2 separate regions of the Homo sapiens genome follow, and region 2 is linked to region 1. Evidence: chromatin contacts called from ENCODE Hi-C data. All regions are on one chromosome and are shown on one strand. Each heading gives the region's core, a stretch centred on a gene start or an enhancer-like site at or near the end of the contact. The rest is flanking DNA. Distances are from core to core; before and after follow the strand shown. Region 1 overlaps EVI5 (ecotropic viral integration site 5). Region 2 overlaps LOC124904219 (a long non-coding RNA gene).

Evidence for each region. Hi-C counts contacts between places; a loop is a spot of excess contacts on that map. Pooled maps may share reads with other maps.
Region 2: a loop to region 1 is called in a pooled map, with 5 times the contacts of the local background. The contact joins two enhancer-like sites. A Hi-C loop is called at or near these places in 6 of 37 single-sample maps with no recorded cell type and 11 of 50 pooled maps.

Annotation. Positions count from the first base shown.
Region 1 is chr1:92,536,600-92,540,167 of GRCh38, reverse strand. All of the region lies in intron 19 of EVI5 (ecotropic viral integration site 5), which reads left to right. Among named protein-coding and RNA genes, the nearest start is that of GFI1, 51 kb to the right of the region's middle. Within about 2 kb of position 2,012, at least 5 of the 41 ENCODE cell types and tissues checked have a DNase peak (open chromatin) inside an H3K27ac peak, as active enhancers do.
Region 2 is chr1:92,979,789-92,983,356 of GRCh38, reverse strand. All of the region lies in intron 1 of LOC124904219 (a long non-coding RNA gene), which reads right to left. Among named protein-coding and RNA genes, the nearest start is that of DIPK1A, 20 kb to the right of the region's middle. Within about 2 kb of position 1,941, at least 5 of the 41 ENCODE cell types and tissues checked have a DNase peak (open chromatin) inside an H3K27ac peak, as active enhancers do.

The DNA.
Region 1 (3,568 bases), core at 763-3,262:
CTAAGACATCTGCATAAATGTTCATAGCAGCATTATTAATAATATTTAGAGAGTAGAAACAACTCAGATGTCAATCATCTGATGACTGGATAAATAAAATGTGGTATATCCATATGATCAATTATGAGGCAATAAAAGGAATCAAGTGCTGACACATGCCACAACATGGATGATAAATTTTTCAAAAATCAGTCACAGAAGGCCACATATTGTATGATTTCATTTATATGTCCAGAATAGATAAATTTATAGAGAAAGAAAGTAGATTAGTGGTTCCTTGGGGTTGGAGGGGAAGAGAGGGGTTTTAAGGGATGACAGCTAAGAGGTGTGTGGTTTATTTATGGCATGATAAAAATATTCTAGGATTGGTTGTGGTGATGGTTGCACAACTCTATGCATATACTAAAAGCCATCAAATTGTACACTCTAAATGGGTAAATTGTATGGAAGGCAAGTTATATCTCAAGGTCATTTTAAAAATTCATAGTCTTTCTCTTCTGGACAGTTTCCTAACCTGGGGCCCATGGATGGGGTCTATTAAAGTATTTACAAATATTTTATGTATAAACATAGGCGGATCTTTGGGAGAATGGGTTCAAGATTTTTTTTTTTTTTTTTTTTTTTTGAGATGGAGTCTAGCTCTGTCGCCCAGGCTGCAGCACAGTGGCATGATCTCGTCTCACTACTAGTTCCGCCTCCCGGGTTCCCGCCATCCTCCAGCCTCACCCTCCCAAGTAGCTGGGACTACAGGCGCCCGCCACTACACCCGGCTAATTTTTTATATTTTTAGTAGAGACGGGGTTTCACCAGTGTTAGCCAGGATGGTCTCCATCTCCTGACCTCGTGATCCGCCCGCCTCGGCCTCCCAAAGTGTTGGGATTATAGGCGTGAGCCACTGCGCCCGGCCGGGTTCAAGATTTTTTCAGATTTCTTGAGTGATTTGACACCTAAAAAAAAGTTTTCCTCCATCCCTCAATTATCTTGTGGGAGATATTGGGGGAATTAAGTAAATTAATGCTGGAAAAGCACTTAAAACAGAGCCTGGGACATAGTAAGGGCTAAATAAGTGCTCTTATTGTTCCAGCTATACCACAAAATACTTATGTAGTCACAGTGTGATATTATAAAGGATTAGATAAAATCTAATGACACTACTCCACTGCCTCAGTGACTCACCCATAACCTTCGTGATAAGTTCTAATTCTTTAACATGGCATAAGATTCTTCATAGTTTAGCCCCAGCTTTCTTTCAAGTTTCATCTCTCACCTCTCATTTTGAGACCTATATCCAGCCACACCAAACCACTTGCAGTTTCCTAACACATAATACATTCTCTGGCCTTAGGCTTTTCCCCATGCCACCTGTGCCTGATTTCTCCTCCCTCCACCTCTGCTCATCCTTACAGACCCAACTCGAACATCATCATCTTCCTCCTTCCCTAAGAATTCTCCCTTCTAGCCAGTGTATTGCTTCTCCTGTGGGTTTACTTAACAGTGTGCCACCTTGGAATCAGCTGTTTAGTTTTTTTGTCTTGCCCTTCAGATTTTTAACTGAGGGCAGGAGCCTTGTCATTTGTCTTTGCCTTTCCAGCATCACAACACTTGTCACCTAAACACTAGGTGCATATTTGGTTAATTGATTGATGGACTGAAAAAACACATGATATAGCTTTAGAGAACAAGAATTTCCTCTGAACAGAATCCAATCCAAATAGAAAAGAAGTACTTCATTTTCATGAGGGTGTTTTGCTAAAGGTTTGAATTTTTAAATGCTTCATTTTGCTGAAGGTTAAATCAAAGGAAATCTACATGGTACTTTGATGTAGCTTTAAAAGTTCAGAGTGAAACAAGTGTGAAGTGATTTATTTCCTGTAATTGGTCATAAATTTACATAGAACCTCACATATTCGTAGCCTCATCAGCGTTGACCTTAGAGTACCTTCTAAATAATGTTAATGGTTTCAATTTTATCAAGATGTGTCAGCTGCCAGGAAGAAGACATTCAGTGGCAGTTTCATTTTGTTTGCCCACAATACTGAATACATCTAAGTATGCACTGTAGAAAGACTAAGAATTCTCTGTAAATGACTCCCCCTCTCTTCTTCTCAGGTAAAAAGTGTGCAGTTGTAAGTTTCTTCTATTCCAAACTTTCCTTTCCTTTCTACCTTTTTTACTTATTAATGTGGGTGCATGTTTTTTCCTTCTAAAAACGTCAGCTTTAACTATTGCATTATATACAGTTTTACATGAAATCTACAATTTTTTCATTCTAAATTTTATATTTTTTATGATTTACTTAGCTTAAAACCAAAAACATTTTCAGCATTATGTACCTAGTATTATTTCAATAAAATTCTTGAATTTTTTTTAGTTTTTTTTTTTTAAGTACTGTAGATTAGAATTTTGGCTCTTGTCTGTGTAATAAAGTAATGAAGAAATCATGACCTCCAGTCGATCACTTTTACTGATTTCCTGTTCTGATTCTCTGGAAATCATTTTGTTTGTGTGGTTATTACTAGTCTAACCTTTGTCATGTTTACAATTCAGTGTTTAAAGAAGCTGATAATTGAGAATAAATTTTGCATATCATCTCCCATTACATTTATTTTAGATTTTGAAAACAGAAAACTATTAAAGGTATTCTATAAGGAATCCAACAAAATTACTGACCAAACTCTGAGGATGGAAAAAAAAGTAAAGCCTCTAGAACTTAGAAATACAAACTATGTGATTATTAGATCTTTCCATGAAAAGTAAAATACATTGTTATTTAAAATTGTATATATTACATATCACTTACAGAAATGCTACATTTAGCTCAAAAAGCTATAGCTCTTTGTTTTATAAAGATTAATTATACAAACTCAAATGTACGAATAGGAGCTTTTATAATCTGATATGACTCAGTCTTGGAAACTTACTGCAACTGTTTTGCAGTTCACTTGGTGTCACATGATTCACTTCAATGGTTTAAACCCTGTCTAGTAGTGATCAAAGTTCATTTGGTTAGGGGTTTTTTTTGGTGTGTGGATGACTTTTTTCCACTTTGTTGTGGATTGATTGTCTTTCAAAATACCCAATGCAGCCCTTCCTCTTATTCTTTTGAATCTCAGAAAGTGGTAGTTGTCTGCACAGTGCAACCTCCAGTCACACACAGGGGAAATTTTTTTTAAGTTGAAATAATATGCATGAAAGCACTTTTAACTGTAAAGCATTATATAATTATAAGATTGTATTATTAATTCCATTACCCCAATGTTAAAATTGAAGGATAACTTGTTACGTCTCTTTAAAACCAAGTGTAAAAAAAAATCAACTGTAATTTTTTAAGTTACCAGTGTCCTATGATGTGCTAAAAGAAAGCAGACACACAGCACATTGTCTCCTCTAGCCACACAGACACTTGCCCAGGTGATCATATTTTCTCGGCACAGATTTCTTTATCACTTATAAAGAACCTACATTTAAAGACTACAAAACTCTAAAACCATGACACTTCTCTATTTCACAAAAGAAATTTCTGTCTTAATATCTACTGGTTTAGCCAATAAAGTAGACTAATGAAAAA
Region 2 (3,568 bases), core at 692-3,191, 440 kb before region 1:
ACCCCTCAAAGTCATTTGTGGGAGTTGGATCAACTTCTTCCAAACTCCTGTTAATGTTGATATTTTGACCTCCTCCCATGAATCACATATTTTTTTAGAGATAGGGTCTCACTAGGTTTCCCAGGCTGGAGTACGGCGGCTATTCACAGGCACAATCATGGCACACTGCAGCCTTGAACTCCTGGCTTAAACTAATCCTCCTGCTTTAGCCTCCTGAGTAGCTAGGTGCATGCCACCGGATCTGACTTATGAATGTTCCTAATGGCATCTAGAATGGTGAATCCCTTCCAGAAGGTTTTCTATTTACTTGTCCAAATCTGTCAGAGGAATCACCATCTACGGCAGCTATTGCCTTAAGAAATGTATTTCTTAAATAAGACTGAAAATTTTGAAGTAAATCAAAATTACTTTTTTTTTTTTTTTTGAGACGGTGTCTCACTCTGTCACTCAGGCTGGAGTGCAGTGGTATGATCTCAGCTCAGCCTTGACCTCCCAGGCTCAGGTGATCCTCAGCCTCCCTGGCAGCTGGGACTACAGGTGCACACCACCACTTCTGGCTAATTTTTGTATTTTTTGTAGAGATAGCTTTTTGCCATGTTGCCCAGGCTGGTCTTGAGCTCCCGGGCTCAAGTAATCTGCCTGCCTTGGCTTTCCAAAGTGCTGGGATTACAGGAGTGAGCCACTGCACCCGGCCCCAAGTTACTTCTTGATCCATGGGCTGCAGAATGAATGTTGTAAGCAGGCATGAAAACATTCATCTCCTTGTACATCTTCATCAGAAGTCTTGGGAGACCAGGTGCATTGTCAAGAGCAGTAATATTTTTAAAATAATATTTTTTTCTTAGCAGTAGGTCTCAACAGTGGGCTTAAAATATTTAGTAAACTAGGTTGTAATCGTATGTGCTGTCATCCAGGTTTTGTTGTTCCATTTACAGGGCACAGATAGAGTAGATTTGGCATAATTCTTAATTGCCCTAGAATTTTCAGGCTGGTAGATAAGCATTGGCTTCAACTTAAAGTCACCAGCTGCATTAGCCCCTAACAAGACAGTCAGCCTGTTTTTTGAAGATTTGAAGTCAGGCATTGACTTCTCTCTATCTATTAAAGTCCTAGGTGACATCTTTCCCAATGTAAGACTGTTCTGCCTACCCTGATAATCTGTTGTTGGCCAGCCGTGGTGGTTCACGCCTGTAATCTCAGAACTTTGGGAGGCCAAGGCCGACAGATTGCTCGAGTCCAGTTGTTTAAGACCAGCCTGGGCAACATGGCGAAACCCTGTCTCTACAAAAAAATGCAAAAATTAGCCAAGCATAATGGCACGGGCCTATAATCCCGGTTACTTATGAGGCTGAGATGGGAGGATCACCTGAGCCCAGGAAGTTGAGGCTGCCGTAAGCCATAATTGCACCACTGTACTCCAGCCTGGGCGAGAGAGGGAGACTCTGTCTCAAAAAAAAAAAAAAAAAAAGAAAGAAAGAAAAGAAAAGAAAAGAAAAAGAAAAAAGAAAGAAAGAAGAGAAAAGAAAATTTGGGCTGGGCACCGTGGGTCATGCCGCTAATCCCAGCACTTTGGGAGACTGAGGTGGGCGGATCACTTGAGGCCCGGAGTTCAAGACCTGCCTGGGCAACATGGCGAAACCCTGTCTCTATGAAAAATACAAAAATTAGCTGGGTGTGGTGGCTCAAGCCTGTAATTCCAGCTACTCAGGAGGCTAAGGTGAAAGGATCACTTGAACCTGGGAGGTGGAGGTTGGAGTGAACTGAGATTGCGCCACTGCACTCCAGCCTGGGCAACAAGAGTGAAACTCCGTCTCAAAAAAAAAGAAAAGAAAAGAAAATCTGTTGTTTAGTGTAGTCTTAGATCTTTGCTAGATCTTCTAGATAACTTGCTCAGCTTCTACGTCAGTGGTTACGGCTCCACCTTGTGCTTTTACATGATGGAGGTGGCATCTTTAAACCTCACAAACCTCATGAACTAACCTCTGTTAACTTTTCTTCTGGAGCTTTCTCATCTCTCTCACCCTTCATAGAATGGAAGAGAGTTAGAACCTTGCTCTGGATTAGGCTTTAGCTGATTTAATCTTCCATCCAGATCACTAGAGTTTTCTCCATATCAGCAATAAGACTGTTCTACTTTCTTACCATTCATGTGTTCACTGGAGTAGCACTTTTAACTTCCTTCAAGAACTTTTCCTTTGCGTTTACAACTTGGCTAACTGTTTGTGCAAGAGGCCGAGCTTACAGCCTATCTCAGCCTTTGACATTACTTCCTCACTAAGCTTAATCATTTCTAGCTTTTGATTTAAAGTGAAAGACCTGTGACTCTTCCTTTCACTTGAACACTTATAGGTCATTCTAGAGTTATTAATTCACCTAATTCCAATATTGTTGTGCCTCAGGGAATAGAGAGGCCCTAAGAGAGAGAGACAGACAGGGGAGTGGCCAGTCAGTGGAACAGTCAGACCACACATAACATTTTTGGATGAAGGTCTCTGTCTTATATGGGTACGGTTCATGGTGTCCCAAAACAATAACAATAGCACTGTAAAAGATCACTGGTCACCGTAACAGATATAATAATAATGAAAAAGCTTGAAATATTGCCTGAATTACCAAAATGTGACAGAGACACAAAGTGAGCACATGCTGTTAGAAGCATTGTGCTGGCAGACTTGCTCAACACAGAGTTGCCACAAACCTTCAACTTGTAAAAATCACAGTATCTGCAAAGTGCAATAAAACAAAGCATGCCTGTGCCTAATATGTCCCCAGTTGTCAATAAAAGAGAAAACTTAGGGGCTAGTTTTGGTCCTTGAGCAGCATCTTACAGGGCCAATTTAACTAAAGAATTAACACTACATTCACAGCAAATCACATGAGAAGAAATAATAAATAGTGCACATATAAAAAAGATTCACACTCTGAGTTCTAATTAGGAAAATAATTATTAAAACAAAAGGAGGCTGGCTGGGTGTGGTGGTTCACGCCTGTTATCCTGGCACTTAGCGAGGCCAAGGTGGGCAGATAGCTTGAGCCCGGGAGTTCGAGACTAGCCTGGGCAACATGGTGAAACCCCATCTCTACAAAAAAATATAAAACAGCCAGGAGTGGTGACACATGCCTGTAGTCCCAGTTGCCCGAAGGGCTAAGGCAGGAAGATCACTTGAGCCCAGTAGGTTGAGGCTGCAGTGAGTTGTGATAGGGCCACTGCATTCCAGCCTGGGTGATAGAGTAAGGCCTCGACTCAAAACAAAAACAAAAACAAAAAACAAAAGGAGGATACATATATTGTAATATACTATTGCGAGAATAAAAATTGGTACCATGTTTGTAGAGAAAAATTTTCTAATATAGGTTGAGCTTCCATAATCTAAAAATCTGAAATCTAAAATGCTCCAAAATCTGAAATGTTTTTGCGCATTGACATGAAGCTTACAGGTCATTCTCAAAGGAAATGTTGATTGGAGCACTTCAGATTTTGGATTTTCAGATTAGGGATGTTCAGTTGATAAATACATGCAAATACTAAACAATCCAAAATCTGAAACACTTCTATTACCAAGTATTT